Regions from separate parts of the Homo sapiens genome. Here region 1 is linked to region 2. The links are chromatin loops, found by intact Hi-C in ENCODE. Cell type or tissue: tibial artery. All regions are shown on one strand.

Region 1 (8,000 bases), 440 kb before region 2:
CAGGGAATTAGAGGCATTAGAAGCACAGTGTGGAAGCTGGGCAGAGCTGGCTGAGATCCCACTGTCTCTTCCAGGCTGGCCTTGAGCAAAGCTCAAAACGCATCCCACAGGGGTCAGTACCTGCCCATGTGGTGGGGGATATTCCACCAGGTGAAGTGTGTAAGGGCTCAGCAGGGAGCCTTGGCACATGGTGAGTCCTTGGTGAGGGAAGGCTGTTGGTTTGGAGAGGTGAGGCCCACAAGGCCGTCAGTCCGCCATGCTGTGCCAACCCCAGTGATGAGAGGATGAAGCCAGGTCAGGGAGGTCTCATCTACCAGGCTCCCACCTGAGCTGGCAGCTCCTCACGCCATCCCAAGCCATCAGAACTCAGGTCCTCGAAGGGAGGCCTGGCTGCCCCCTTCCTCTGGAGCCAGACAGGACCACACCTCCTGCGCCCTGGGGCTTCACTCCAACAGGGGAGCTTCCCAGGGGGCCGGGAGACTCAGAAGAAATGCCCACAACTGCCTGGCATGTGGTAGGCTTTGCACAAAGAGCAGTAGCTTCAACCCCAATGACCCACCTCTGTGAGGGGGGCAGAGATGGCTCTGGGCTCCTCTGGGGCTGGAGGTCAGGCTCTGCTTAAAACCGTTGGTTCCTCAAGGACCATGGGTGTCAGGTGGGCCTCCCCAGCTGAGGGCCTGGCCAGGACCTGGTCAGGGGGTCCTTCATTTTCCCCTCCCCTTGCAAGAAGGAGCAGGCCAGAGCCTGGAGATAAGTTTGCAGACAATTTTTACGTGAGTAGTTTATGTTTGTTTTGAGATAAAAGTCATCATTTCCACTACAACTCATTGACTTTTGGTATATTCACAATCATGTGCAACCATCATTACTGTTTAGTTCCAGAACGGTTTTTTACCCCAAAGGGAAACCCCATATCCATTAGTAGTCACTCCCCGTTCTCCCTTCCCCAGACCCTGGCACCCAGCAAGGGCTTCCTGTCTCTGGACAGGCCTGTTGTGGGCACCATGCCGACGTGGAATCACCGTGTGTCTCTGGACAGGCCTGCTGTGGGCGCCATGCAGGCGTGGAATCACCGTGTAGTCTTTTCTGTCTGGCTTCCTTCTCTTGGCATAATGTTTTCAAGATGCACCTGTGTCGTGCCAGGTGTCAGGACCTCATTCTTCTTTATGGCTGAGTCATATTCCATCATATGGATCAGTATAAACATTTTGTTAATCCTGGTGGATATTTGGGTTTTTTCCATTCAGGGCTTTTGTGAATAATGCTGCAATGAAGACTGATGTACACGCTTTTGTGTAAACATGTTTTCAGTTGCCTTGGGTATATATACCTAGGAGTAGAATTTCTGGGTCATGTGGTGACCCTGTGTTTAACTTTCTGAGAAACTGCCAGACTTTTCCATAGCAGCTACATCAGTTCACATCCCCACCAGCAATGCCCAAGGGTTCCAGGTTCTGCACACCCTCACCACCACTTGCTATTATCTGCCGCTTAGATTCTAGCCATTCCTTGGAGTAGAAACTGGTGTTTCGGCTGGGCACAGTGAGTGGTTCATGCCTGTAATCCCAGCACTTTGGAAGGCTGTGACAGGAGGATCACTTGAGCCCAGGAGTTTGAGACCAGCCTGGGCAACATAGTGAGACCTCATCTCTACAGAAAACTAAAAAATTAACCAGGCATGGTGATGCACTCCTATAATCACAGCTACTCGGGAGGTTGAGGTGGGAGGATCACTTAAGCCCAGGAGGTTGAGGTTGCAGTGAACCGTGATTGTGCCACTGCATTCCAGCCTGGGTGACAATGAGACCCTGCCTCAAAAAAAAAGTGGTATTTCATTGTGCATTTGATTTGCATTTCCTGATGGCTAATGGTGGTGAGCGCCTTCTCATGTCTAGTAACCATTTGTATATCCTCGTGAGCAAAGCATCTATTCAAATCCTTTGCCCATTTTAAAAATTGGGTTGTCATCTTGTTGAGTTGCAGAAGTTCTTTATATGTTCTGAATCCTAGATATTGATCACTTCTTTAGTTTACAAATATTTTTTCCTGTGGGTTGTCATTATTTTCTTGTTAGTGTCCTTTGATGCATGAAAGTTTTTAAATTTGATGAAGTCCATCTATTTTGTTGCTTATGCTTTTGATGTTAGATTTAAGAAGCCATTGACTAATTCAAGGCCATGAAAATTTACACCTACATTTCCTTCTAAGAAATGTATAGTTTTAGTGCTTCTTACCTTTAAGTCTTTGATCCATTTTGACTTAAATTTGTGTATGGTGTAAGGGAGCAGGTCCCATGTCATACCTGTGAGTAGCCAGTTGTCCCAGACCATTTTGCTTTGTTGTTGAGACAGGGTCTCGCTCTGTTGCCAAGACTGGAGTGCAGGGGTGTGATCATGGCTCACTGCAGCCTCGACCTCTTGGGCTCAAGCAATCCTCCTGGCTCAGCCTCCAGAGTAGCTGGGACTACAAGCATGTGCCACCATGCCTGGCTAATTTTTTTTTTTGAGACAGAGTCTCGCTGTGTCGCCCAGGCTGGTGTGCGGTGGCGTGATCTCGGCTCACTGCAAGCTCCGCCTCCCGGGTTCACGCCATTCTCCTGCCTCAGCCTCCTGAGTAGCTGGGACTACAGGCGCCCGCCACCACGCCCAGCTAATTTTTTTTTTTTTTTCAGTAGAGACGGGGTTTCACCGTGTTAGCCAGGATGGTCTCGATCTCCTGACCTCGTGATCCACCTGCCTCAGCCTCCCAAAGTGCTGGGATTACAGGCGTGAGCCATTGTGTCCGGCCTAGTTTTTCAAGATTTTTTTGTAAAGACAGGGTCTCACCATGTTACCCAGGCTGGTCTCCAACTCCTGGGCTCAAGCTTTCCTCCCACCTCGGCCTCCCCAAGTGCTGAGATTACAGGCGCGAGCCACTGCACCTGGCCCATTTCCACTTCCTCCTTTCCACTCTGAACGCCTTTTATTTCTTTTTCTTGCCTCATTGCTCTGGCTGGAACGTCTAGCACTTTGTTGAACGTGGTGGTGAGAGCACACGTCCTCGTCTCATTCCTGATCGAACGCGGTGGTGAGAGCACACGTCCTCGTCTCGTTCCTGATCGAACGCGGTGGTGAGAGCACACATCCTCGTCTCGTTCCTGATCGAACGCGGTGGTGAGAGCACACGTCCTCGTCTCGTTCCTGATCGAACGTGGTGGTGAGAGCACACGTCCTTGTCTTGTTCCTGATCTTAAGGGAACGTTTGCAGTCTTTCACCACTAGATGTGATGTGAGCTGTTAGATTTTCAAGGATGCTCTTCATCCAGCTGAAGACGGTCCCTTCTAGTCCTAATTTGTTAAGTGTTTTTATCCTTAAAGGGTACTGGATTTTGTCAAATGCTTTTCTGGCCTCTATTGAAAAGATCCTGTGTTCTTCTGTGAATATGAGGTGTTACATTGATTGATTTTCATATGTTGAGCCAGTTTCCATTTGTGGAATACATCTAACTCGGTCATGGTGTATAATCCATTTACTCTGCTGCTGAATGTGATTTGCTTGTATTTTGGTGCGGATTTTTACATCTGTATTTATAAGGGATATTGGTCTGGTGTTTTCTTATGATGTCTTCCTTTGGTTTTGATATCAGGATAATATTAGCCTCATAGATTGGGTTAGGAAATGTTCTCTCCTCCGTTTTTTTTGGAAGAGAGAGATTGGTGTTAATTCTTGCTAGAACCTTTGGTAGAATTTGCCAGTAAGCCTATCTGGTCTTGGGTCTTTGGGAGGATTTTGATTCGATTCAATCTATGTATTTGTTATAGATCGTTCGGATTGTCCATCCTTGAGTCAGTTGCTAGCTTGTGTGTTTCTTGGAGTTTTTCCGTTTCGTCCATGTTATCTCATCTGTTGGCATACCGTCGTTCACGGGATTTTATTGATGTGTGTGAGGTCTCTGAGAACGTCCCTGCCTTCACTCCTGCTTTTAGTCACTGGCATCTTCTTTTAACTTGGGCCATCTGGCCGTGCATGGTTTTGGGAGAGTCCTCCTTGACTCTGCAGATGCTGAGCAGTGATCTGGCTGGGAAAGGGGACCAGGAGTGCAGGGCACCTGCTGAGGACTCACCTAAGCCCAAGAGTCAGAGAGTCGGAGCTCCAACCACATCTGCCTGCATGCCTTTCCCAGGCTCTCCCCAGGCGGACAGCCAGCACCCCCTCCCCAAAGACCGGGCAGTTCCTGACCAGCACCCCACCAAGTCCTCAGTAAGGCCTGTCTTTGGGGGAGCAGGGTTTCAGGAGGACAGTGGGGGTGGTGTAGAACTCATGGCTGGCGGTTCCGGGCCTCTCAGGAAGCTTTGCCACTGGGCTTGGGGTTAAGTGGGTGTGGGGCTCCGAACCCTAAATGGGTGAGAGTTGAAATGAAAGCGGCACCTGTAGTCCGTTTGGGGTGCAGGTGTGTGCCAGGGGTCTTCAGCCCCGGCTGATGGCCACATGAACCACATGAGGAGAGGCAGGGCGTGTCAGCAGCAAACCTAAGTGTGTGCTCATTTCTGTGGGCCCTTACTCTGTGACACTGCAGCTCTCCAGAGAGACGCTTTGAAAACAAAACAGGAAAGAACACACGGCCCCGCGTCTGTTGCCTGAGTCACTGTATTCCTTAAAAGGTGAAGGACCCTGGTCCTTGGCTTTTCGTGCACATGAGAAAATGTTGGCCAAGGTTAGCGATTATGCTTCTGTAATCTGTAACCAGAAGTGCTCTTATGCCCAAACCTTGATGTGATTCTGCTGTAATGTAACTTCGGAGCCAGCTGGATGGATGTGACTGTGCAGGTCCTGAGCCCCGGCCCCCGTAACCAAGCAGTGGGCCGAGACACTGAGCCGGGCAGTCAAACAGGAGCTCTCTAAGGCTGCTCCCGGGCTGGGACCTGGGTCTAGGATTCTCAGTAAGACCTTTGAATAAAACTAACTTGAATTCTTCAAAAGCTTGATTTTTTTTCTTCAGTCAAAAGCATCTTGCAGAGATGCCAGCCCACCGTGGGGATGTGCAGTGGCAGCCCTGAGCTGGCCCAGCCCCTTTCCCCAAGGCTGCTCTGGGGAGGGGGGCGGGTTTGGGGGAGTAGAGTGCAGGGGATTGAAGCAGGGGAAACAGGGTGTGAGGGTCAAGGGGGGCTAGAATTGGGGGAGCAGGTTCACGGGCCAGGGGCTGGGCAGGGGTGGGCCTGGGCACCTGGTAGGTGGGGGAGCCCCAACTTCCCATCCCTGCGTCACACGCCCTTCCCCTGCAGGGTGGGGGTCTGCAGGGTTGGCATGTGCCCCCCTGCCCTGTCCCCACCCTACTCCCCGGCGGCAGGCAGAGGGGCGTGCAGGGGGGCCCTAAGTGCAGTGACGTCTCGACTCTGACTCCGACCCACAGAACTTTAAAAATAGGGCCGTGGTAAAGTCCGTCTCTACAGACCACAGCCTGCCCAGAGCTAAGAATATTCTTGAACCACTTAATAATTCAAGTCAGATCCAAATAGATTTTCCTGCTCACTTGCGGGCCTCTGTGTCCCTTTCCCAGGCCCCCACCCTGCCTGGAGGCTGGGAGGGAAAGACTCCAAGAAGCAGGTGGGCCTGGCCTTTGGAGCCTCTGAGACCCCAGCTGTCCTGCGTCCCCTCTCCTGTGGCACTCAGGATCAGAAGACACACCAGGGCTGGAGTGGTCCTTTAGGATCTGGCCAAGGTCAGGCCCCAGGGAGGGGCCCCTCTGGTGGTCCTAGCTGTCCCAAGCCCCACCCCTGCTCTGGCCACAGGCATTGGACTATTTGAATCTGGGTCTGAGCTGGGCCTTGGCCCCTTGCACAGCATCTGACCTGAGCCACGCACCTCTCATGGGGGCCCCGTCCTCCAGGGCCAAGGGCAGCATGAGCTCCAGGAGAGCCAGCCTCGCCCCTCACACCCTGGTAGCTGGTACACGCCCACCCCAGGGCCTGTGTCCTGCCTCCTCTGCGGAAGAGTCCCTGAAGGGCCTGGCCTGGGGCTCCTTGTCCTGGTGGAAGTGGCTGTGCACAGGCAACCAGGGCCCTGGGTTCCAGACCAAGGCCTCTGTACTTGTGTGCTGTGTGTGCTTGGGTAAGCCACCTCGCCTCTCTGAGCCTCTTATCAGTGGGACCGATGCTTTTAGAATAAGCTGTGGTGTTTGGGGCAGGAAGGGGTATCTGACGGGTGCCCTGAGGCCTGAGTCACCCTCTCCTCCAGGGGCAGTGCCCAAGCTGCAGACACCCCTCACCCATCCCTGTCTCCCCCCAGGCTCTGGTCTTTCAAACAGGAACTCAGGGTGAAGGGGTGCCACCTGGGAATGTTTGGGGGAGCCCACACTTGCTGGCGGGGAAGTGCTCACCAGCCTGGCCCCCCAACCCCGGCAGCAGCCCAGCCTTAGCAGTCCCTGCTGAACTTCCCTGGCCAGGCCCCGAGTGGAGTTTTACCAAATTATTAATTAAGGGCAAAGCCATGCTGCAGCGCTGACATCCAGATGAATAGCACGCAGTGTAATTAGGCGAGGTGTCATGGAGATGATGGAGTACAGCCTGCTAGCCCCAATTCACCTCCCCGGCAAGCAGGAGCAACTTCTCTGTGTCCTACCACCATGGGCGGCTGGTGTGGGGCCAGTAGGGGTGTGGCTAAAGGGGCCAGCTGACAGCTATTGCGGGTGCCACGGGCCCTGTGGACAGGGCTGGGCTCCTCCCCCAGGGACAGGCACCCCTTCCCCTCTGATTGCCATGGGCAGAACCCAAAAGGGAGTAAAGTGCAGAAAGGGGCAGGCAAGGTGGGAGGCAGGCTAAGGCAGGAGGGATGAGGACCAGGACAAATCCACAGATAGACCCGGAGCAGCCCAGAGAGGGGCATGGAGGGAGCACAGGAGGGCCGAGAGGGGCCGGGGAGGAGGTGCAGAATCCAGGAAGACAGGACAGGCCTCGGGGCCCTACCCTGGGGTTGCCTGGGCCTGACAGAGAGCTGGGAGCGGGGAGCAGCTTGAGAATTTTTGGTTTTGTTTTTTAGTTACTTACATTCATGTATTTTTGGTTGTTTGAGACGGAGTCTCGCTCTATCGCTGAGGTTGGAGTGCAATGGAGCAATCTTGGCTCACTGCAACGTCTGTCTCCCGGGTTCGAGCAATTCTCCTGCCTCAGCCTCCTGAGTAGCTGGGATTACAGGCGCCCGCCACCACACCCAGCCAATTTTTGTATTTTTAGTAGAGACGGGGTTTCACCATGTTGGCCAGGCTGGTCTCGAACTCCTGACCTCAATGATCCACCCGCCTCAGCCTCCCAAAGTGCTGGGATTACAGACATAAGCCACCGCTCCCTGCCTACATTTCATGTATGCTTTTAATCAACATCATAAATTGACAGTTTTAATAATCGAATAGTACTACAAGGCTTCTGACGAAAAACCACACCTCTTTCCTGATTCCCCCTTCTCAGAGGCAACCTTTTCTGTGATTGTAGCTGATTCTCTTTGGTATTTACTTCCGAATAGCCATGCTCATGTTGCTGCTGGTGCTGCTTTTTTTTTTCTCCTTTTCAGATTGAGAAATTTACCCATGTCCTTCCCACGATGGCGGCTGAAAGCTTGTTCTCTCACACGTGCCCCCCCACACTCTCCCACCAGCTTCTCCTTTTGATTGAATCAGAATTCAATGTATGCACTATTATTTCTCAGCACACACTCTTCCCAGCTGAGTAATGTATTGTAATTACATTTCCTTTCTTGTACAACCACTTATTTTTCCTGGACTTAATAATTGCCTCATTTAGGGGATTGGGTTGATATTCTGTGTACCCATTACTTATTTATCCCCAAACCCTGCCATGGAAGTATAAATCTCCTTTTGGTTCATTAAAAACATCCGGCCCATCTGGGCACAGTGGCTCACGCCTGTAATCCCAACAGTTTGGGAGGCCGAGGCGGGAGAATTGCTTGAGCCCAGTAGTTCGAGACCAACTTGACAACATAGCGAAACCCCATCTCCATCACTATTTAGT
Region 2 (8,000 bases):
CTTTTTTTTTTTTTAGACAGTCTTGCTCTGTCACCAGGCTGGAGTGCAGTGACATGATCTCAGCTCACTGCAACCTCCACCTCCCGGGTTCAAGCGATTTTCCTGCCTCAGCCTCCCAAGTAACTGGGACCACAGGCGCGTGCCACCACGCCCAGCTAATTTTTGTGTTTCTAGTAGAGATGGGGTTTCACCGTGTTAGCCAGGATGGTCTCCGTCTCTTAACCTCATGATCCACCCGCCTCGGCCTCCCAAAGTGCTGGGATTAGAATTAACCATTTACAGAAAATCAATGTGTCTATATTAATATATATATTTATGTTGAAATATCTTGCCTCACTTGGCGAGTGGGGAATACACTGTGCCTGGGGGTGAAGGTCTGAGGCGGAAAGCTTGTCTTGCACTGCTCGGTGGATGTTCTGCTGAAGTCGTGAAGAGCAGTGAGCTCTTGTGACCGGTAAACAGAAATCCCTGCTTCGGTATCATTTCCCCAGGCATTAGCAGTTTTATTGGCACCCACCATTGTGAAAACGCTGCACATATCAACATCTCAGCACAGCCCTCCATCTGCCTGCAGATGACTTCCCCGGTAGCATCCTCACGTTACGGTAACACACCACCGAAGGCTCACTCAGGAGCTGTGTTCTTGTTGGAAACTTTTTTCCTTCCCAGCACCCCGCTCATAACAAGGGCTAAACTCTTCTACCCAGTGGACATGAAACACGGCCCGTATCTCTGTGATTGTCTCTGTGTTCACGTCAGAACGCACGTGGTAGGGTATTTGCGTGAAATCGCGCGTGGTAGGGTGTTCGCGTGAAATGGCTCAGGGCTTGGCTCATCATCCTGCCTCCTTATGCCTTCCCCGTCAGGCACGGTGGTCTGTTAGCCTGGGCGTAATTCTTGTGTTCCTGCTTCTCCATAAAATAATCCTTAAAATCTTTGTTAAGGAGAATAAAGGGAGGGTCTCTTCCCATGGCATCTTTTGCCAGAATATTCAGAGGAAGAAAGCCCGCCCCGGCCTTACGGGTGCACCTTGTAGAAGGCAGGGCCTTGGCCAGGGGCTCCTCCTGGTCTCTGCCCCATTGTCGTGTCTGCTTGCAAACCACATCTTTAGTTGCTGCAACAACAAATACATGCTTGCATCTTCCCACTTTGTGTTTGCTCTTCTTCTCTTCTTCACCTCCCTTTTCCCCATTTAAAAAAATATAAGTTCCTGAAACCTGAGACACAGAAGAATCAAAATTGGCTTCAGTGTGTGGTGAGGGAAGGGGGCTTGCTCAGGAAAAAAAATGTCATGTTCATGCTCTTCCCACCTGCTTTCTACTCTGGCCTTCACATGTCACCACCATAGCTTGATCTGGGAGAAAACAAGCACAGCAAGATGGAGCCTGTTGAGAGGGCGGCTTTGGCAGATTCACGCTGCCGGCACCGTGCTGTTCATCTGAGCCCCGAGTCTCTGCCGGGTCTTCCACCAAGCCCCTCCGCCCAGGATGTGTGTGTCGCCTGCCGGGTCTTCCACCGAGCCCGTGCCACGCAGGGTGTGTGTGTCGCCTGCCGGGTCTTCACACCGAGCCTGTGCCACGCAGGGTGTGTGTGTCGCCTGCCGGGTCTTCCCACCGAGCCCGTGCCGCCCAGGATGTGTGTGTCACCTGCTGGGTCTTCACACCGAGCCCGTGCCACGCAGGGTGTGTGTGTCACCTGCCAGGTCTTCCACCGAGCCCGTGCCGCCCAGGATGTGTGTGTCACCTGCTGGGTCTTCACACCGAGCCCATGCCACGCAGGGTGTGTGTGTCACCTGCCAGGTCTTCCACCGAGCCCGTGCCGCCCAGGATGTGTGTGTCACCTGCTGGGTCTTCACACCGAGCCCGTGCCACGCAGGGTGTGTGTGTCACCTGCCGGGTCTTCCACCGAGCCCGTGCTGCCCAGGATGTGTGTGTCACCTGCCGGGTCTTCCACCGAGCCCGTGCCACGCAGGGTGTGTGTGTCGCCTGCCGTGTCTTCCCACCGAACCCGTGCCACGCAGGGTGTGTGTGTCGCCTGCCGGGTCTTCCACCGAGCCCGTGCCACGCAGGGTGTGTGTGTCGCCTGCCGGGTCTTCACACCGAGCCCGTGCCACGCAGGGTGTGTGTGTCGCCTGCCGGGTCTTCCACCGAGCCCGTGCCACGCAGGGTGTGTGTGTCGCCTGCCGTGTCTTCCCACCGAGCCCGTGCCACGCAGGGTGTGTGTGTCGCCTGCCGTGTCTTCCCACCGAGCCCGTGCCACGCAGGGTGTGTGTGTCGCCTGCCGTGTCTTCCCACCGAGCCCGTGCCACGCAGGGTGTGTGTGTCGCCTGCCGTGTCTTCCCACCGAGCCTGTGCCACGCAGGGTGTGTGTGTCGCCTGCCGGGTCTTCCACCAAGCCCCTCCGCCCAGGATGTGTGTGTCGCCTGCTGGGTCTTCACACCGAGCCCGTGCCACGCAGGGTGTGTGTGTCGCCTGCCGGGTCTTCCACCAAGCCCCTCCACCCAGGATGTGTGTGTCGCCTGCCGGGTCTTCCACCGAGCCCGTGCCACGCAGGGTGTGTGTGTCGCCTGCCGGGTCTTCCACCGAGCCCGTGCCACACAGGGTGTGTGTGTCGCCTGCCGGGTCTTCCACCGAGCCCGTGCCACACAGGGTGTGTGTGTCGCCTGCTGGGTTTTCCACCGAGCCTGTGCCATGCAGGGTGTGTGTGTCGCCTGCCGGGTCTTCCCACCGAGCCCGTGCCACTCAGGGTGTGTGTGTCGCCTGCCGGGTCTTCCACCGAGCCCGTGCCATGCAGGGTGTGTGTGTCGCCTGCTGGGTCTTCCCACCGAGCCCGTGCCGCCCAGGATGTGTGTGTGTCGCCTGCTGGGTCTTCCCACTGAGCCCGTGCCACGCAGGGAGTGTGTGTTGCCTGCTGGCTGCCGTTCTGCGCGTGTGTGGTTTCAAGTCTTGTTTCCTCTTCTGTTTAACGAGGCCCTTGGTCTAAGTGTGCTTGTAATTTGGGCGAGTGAGCAGCAGCCGAGAGAGTCCACCCCAGTCCCCCTAGCCAGCGAAGTGGGAGCTCCCAGGTTCCTGCCTGCGGGGAGGGTGGGGGCGGTTTGAGTTAGTGAAAATGTGTGTATTAAACAGATATGTAAATGACCCCTGCCGAGCGCTGAAAATGAAGGTATGAAAAGGCATCATCATCCGTGGTTCCCACCTGGCATAATGACCGTATCAGAACAGACATCTGGTAGTATACACCACATAGTTGCCAGACTCCGATACCAAGGGCACATCTAAGTTCTCCCACCCTGATTTGCATGCCTCAAATTCAGAATTAGTGAGATTTGAGTCAGTGATGCTTCATTACACTCTCGTGAGACATGTTTGAGGAGCTTCACCGTGAATGTGTGGGCTTCGATTTGACTTGTGGAACCTGTGGTTAAAACAAAGGAAGGTGCCTTCATTCTCAGAACCCAGTGCTTTTTCTGTTGCCCTGGCCCTCTGGGCTGAGTCTTTACGTGGACGGCGGTCGATGCATCTCAGTTTATTTGTCAAAACCTTCAGCTAAAGCCAGTTGTTGCTTGAAAACTGCCTGCTTAATTGGCCTCCTCAGCTCGGGGGAGCAGCTTGCAATCTGAGGCCGGCGCCTGGCTCCCTGACCACCCGCTCCCCATCGTGCTCAGCTCTCATTCCAGCAGCCCAGCCCATAACCCGCCTCATCAGTGTATTGATGTGAGGCAGAAACACCTCATTGTAAGAGCACCCCTGAGAAATGGCGGGGTTAGGGGCTTCTGGGCTGCATAACCAGCAGATTCCCTCTGCAAAACTGCTCCTGCCTCAGTGGGAAAGGGCCAGCTGTGCAGGGCTGCACTGGAGAGCCGTTCTCTTCTTGATCCTCAGGCATCCAGTTCTTAAAATTCCGGCCCTCTGTCCTTGCATGGCCTTCGTCCTCTGGAAAGGAGCATGCTGGGAGCTGGCAGAACGCACGCCTCACTCTGTCGATGCAGTGTCTGTCACTGCTCAGTTTCTAGGTATTGATCCTAGAAACCCATGCTCTGTGGGTCCCTCTCCAAGAAACACAGCATCCATGATTTGTACATCGCACTGCAGTTTCAGACTGCTTTCACATGCGTGGTTTCATCTCTGACTCCACGACCTGAGCACAGATTTTTTTTTTTTGAGACGTAGTCTTGCTCTGTCGCCCAGGCTGGAATGCAGTGGTGCGATCTCAGCTCACTACAGCCTCCGCCTCCCAGGTTCCAGCGATTCTCCTGCCTCAGCCTCCCGAGTAGCTGGGACTACAGGCACGCACCACCACACCCTGCTAATTTTTGTATTTTTTAGTAGAGACAGGATTTCACCATATTGGCCAGGCTGGTCTCGAACTCCTGACCTTGTGACCCGCCTGTCTCAGCCTCCCAAAGTGCTGGGATTATAGGCATGAGCCACCACGCCCAGCTGAGCACAGATTTTTAAAACTTTACCTGGGTCCCTGACTAGTAAGAGGGAGAACCTGGACTTGAAACTTAGTTTTGTTTCAAATCTTGCCCCTTTTCCTCGGGTTTTGGGCAAATACTTCCCGAAGTATTATCGTTACCCCTGAATATCCAAGGCAGGATCATTTTATTCCCTTCCAGAGCCAGCACTTGCAGAAGTGTCCCCAAGTTAGGCAGCCTGGTGTGGCTTCCGGTAACACTGCCAGCCTCAGAGCCGGCCTGTTTCCTCCAGGACGCCCACAGGACCCTCGGAAGCCCCTTCCTCTAGGGGCCCGTCCCTCCTCCTTCCCCAGGCCCCGTCCCCCGCCTTGCCCTCTGAAAGTGGTCTTCAGCACCACCCGATAAGCGGTGACTTCTCATCTTAGAAGCCTGGCTTGGGTCAGGTTCTGCGTTTCGGCTGTGCGCGCCCCGGAGCAGCCCTGCTTGTGTCTCATCATCGATGCCTCAGCTGCAGTGTGCCCCACTGTAACCCCTCCGGGATGAAAACGCAACCCACCTCTTCAGTGGGCAGCCCTCCACTTGGATCCTCGCATCCCTGGCATCATCTCCGTCCTCTGTCCTTGCTGACCCAGCTCCAACCCAGCCTGTCTGACCCGTAGCCCACCTGCCATGTCCTTCCCGGCTGCAGCTCCTGCTGGGCTCTGCAGCCCCTCCTGCCCAACGCCACCTGCCCCCGCCTGCCCTGCTCCTGCTTGCCCTTCCCCTGCCCCTGCCCCCGCCTGCCCTGCCCCCACCTGCCCTGCCCCTTTCTCCTCCCACTCCCACATCCCGGGCCTGGACCTGCCATTTCCTAGCAGCAGGAGTCTTTTCCCTCGATCCCACCCTTCCCCTTCTTCCCTCACTGCCCTGGACAGTTCTGTCTGCTCATCAGCGTAAAGAGGTCTCCAAAAAGTACAAGACCCTCCCTCTCCCCGCTTTCCAAGCACCCTATGGTGCCTCTCGCTGCTCCTTCAGGAACTGTGAGCAGGGCACAAATACCTAGTGCTCAGCACCCAGTAGGCCCTCACGACTGTGCCGAGCCATGGCCGTGTGGCTGTGATTGTGCTGACAGCACACAGTAGGTCCTCACGACTGAGGCGAGTCATGGCCACGTGACTGTGAATGTGTAGACAGGCACAGAATGGCCTGAAGCGTGGGAAGGTCGCCTGCCTGGCAGCAGCTTTAGCACCAGGAAACCTCCCACCTTGGGGCTGCCCCTGAGGGTGAACAAGTGGGGCCAGTGGGAAGCACCTGCTCAAGTGGGACTGTGCACACAAATCACTGGGAATTACTGCCTCACACACGATTGGTTTTCAGCATTTTGTAAGTCCAAGCAAACCCCCAAGAAAAGCTTGAGCGGGACCGGGTCTGCACCAACAGGCTGGTTCTGAGTGAGTGCTGGATGGATGTGCTCCAGTGTGGAGGGCAGAGGGAGGGAGCGGGACCCCTGGAGAGGAGCGGGGTGCAGGCAGGGGCTGCAGGGCACTCCCCAGCAGGTGCCCGGACGTTGTGAAAGAAAACGTCTGGGAGCTGCTTTCCTCTGGGCGTTCGTGGGATCCCTCCCCTTCTTAGCCAAGGAAAGCATGTCTGCAGGCACCGGCTGCAGCTGTTTTTCAAATGAAAACTGGGCTTGAAAGGAGGAAATAATTGAGGTATAAGAAGTCCCTGCCCTTATTCGTTCACGCACCATGAGAAGCTTGTGGCATCTGCGGGACACTGCACTCACTGCCTCTCCTCTGTCTCTTTCTGTCCAGTCGTGCCAAGCGGACCTCGTGAAGGACAACGGCCACAAGTACTTCCTGTCGGTCCTGGCGGACCCCTACATGCCAGTAAGGACGGGGCAGCACGCTCTCCACGGGCTTGGGACTCAGCACTCGCCTCTGCCCACACGCTGCACTGCGGTGGGGCCTTTTGACGGGGGCTACAGGAGAAAGGTCAAGGGTCACAGCAGGGGCCACGTCCACGGGGTCAGCAACTGCTTCACGTTAGACATGGCCCTTTGCTTACTACCATGAGCGCAGCTGTTATTTCGTGTCTGTCTCTAAACAAGAGCTCAGTTAACCCGGACACATGGGTGGTTTTAGTTTATTTTAGTCTCTTTTCACTGGGACTTCTTTGCAAAATAGTCAAATCCACTCTCCCTGCTGTCCGCCGCGTTAGACTAGTGAGCGCCGCACGTCTGTAATATGAGAGTTCAGGCGCCTGGGAAGGTCTTGGAGCACAAGAAGATATCGAAGCACCCCATTTCAGGAAGGAAGGGAGAGAGGAAAGGAAGGAAAGAAGGTTGTTTGAAAGTTTAAATTTTCAGTATACTTTATTGTATTAAATTGTTTGAAAATTAGTAATCCATGAATAGGGTGTATAGTTATTCTATAAATGTTTCATAATGTTTTAATTTCTAACTCCCAGCTTAGTAATGAGAACAAAATAGATATATCCTAAATAATTCTTTAACATAACTTAATATTGCCAGAATATTTAAACATATTAGCTAGTTTACACAGTGTTCGGTGGCTTTGCTGTATAAAGGAACTTTTGTATGTAATTTCACCCCCTAGTTGGTTTTCTAAGCTAAAGGATTTTTTAAAACACAAAACAAACAGGACTATTTTCCAAAAGGTAAACAGTATGTGCACTTTGTGTTGTATTGAAACATCACAGGCAGTTAAAGTTGATACTTTGTATCAGTTTTGGAAACCATCACTTCCCATTCTTAAGAATAAGGAAGAAAGCAAATCCCACATGAAGAAGTGAGGAAGAATGCTCACTGGCGACTTGGGCGCGAGGGTGAGCTAAGCTCACATGAACGGCCCCACCTCAGCCACGAGCCTGCGGAAGTTTTGAGGACACAGCCAGGTTTGAAAGAATGAAAAGGAGGCTGGGTATGGTGGCTCACACCTGTAATCCCAGCGCTTTGGGAGGCCAAGGCTGACAGACTGCTTGAGCTCGGGAGTTCGAGACCAGCCTGGGCGACATGGTGAAACCCCGTTTCTACCAAAAATACAAAAAAATTTGTCTGGCGTTGTGGCACACGCCTGTGGTCTCAGCTACTCAGGAGGCTGCAGTGGGAGGATCGCCTGAGCCCGGGGAAGTCAAGGCTGCAATGAGCTGTGACTGTACAACTGCACTCCAGCCTGAGCAACAGAGTGAGACCCCGTCTCCACTCAATAAATAAATAATATAAATATTCTTAAATGACTGACTAGAAAGAATTTGCTATGATTCTGTCAAACCATCAACCATTGTTTTGTTTCTTCAGTGCTTTGTGCCTGTTATGAGAAAACATTCAGTGCTTCCTACTCATCCTCAGAAACGATTGATTTTTCTAAACTCATAAGCAGATCTGAAAAAACAAATTGAAGCTGTGAAAAAGAAAAGACATGCACTGTTATTGAAAACTCTGGAGATGAATTAAATCACAGAACAGACAGCCAAGAAGAGAATTCATGAAGGAGCCACCTGGAGCGCCGTCCATGAAGCTAAGCGAGAAGATATGAAAGCCGGGCTAAGAGCCGGGCTGGGAACGTTCACCATGTAGCCAGCA

Evidence for each region. A loop is a pair of places that touch in the nucleus more often than their neighbours do. Peaks named below come from ENCODE experiments on the same cell type or tissue, not always from the same donor. Only the 100,000 strongest peaks of a DNase experiment are listed, where the experiment ranks them.
Region 1: it touches region 2 in a loop (5-fold over the local background); 17 of 110 quality-filtered maps call a loop at or near these places.

Annotation. Positions count from the first base shown.
Region 1 is chr17:80,433,129-80,441,128 of GRCh38, forward strand. ENDOV (endonuclease V) reads left to right here. Exons shown (of 10, transcript NM_173627.5): 10 at 3,005-4,958. The coding sequence ends at 3,015. Among named protein-coding and RNA genes, the nearest start is that of MIR4730, 18 kb to the left of the region's middle. In tibial artery, no CTCF peak of the experiment used is centred here; no DNase peak of the experiment used is centred here.
Region 2 is chr17:80,874,205-80,882,204 of GRCh38, forward strand. It overlaps RPTOR (regulatory associated protein of MTOR complex 1), which reads left to right. Exons shown (of 34, transcript NM_020761.3): 14 at 6,211-6,285. Among named protein-coding and RNA genes, the nearest start is that of CHMP6, 110 kb to the right of the region's middle. RefSeq lists enhancers at 1-32, 3,121-3,170, 4,388-4,987. In tibial artery, no CTCF peak of the experiment used is centred here; no DNase peak of the experiment used is centred here.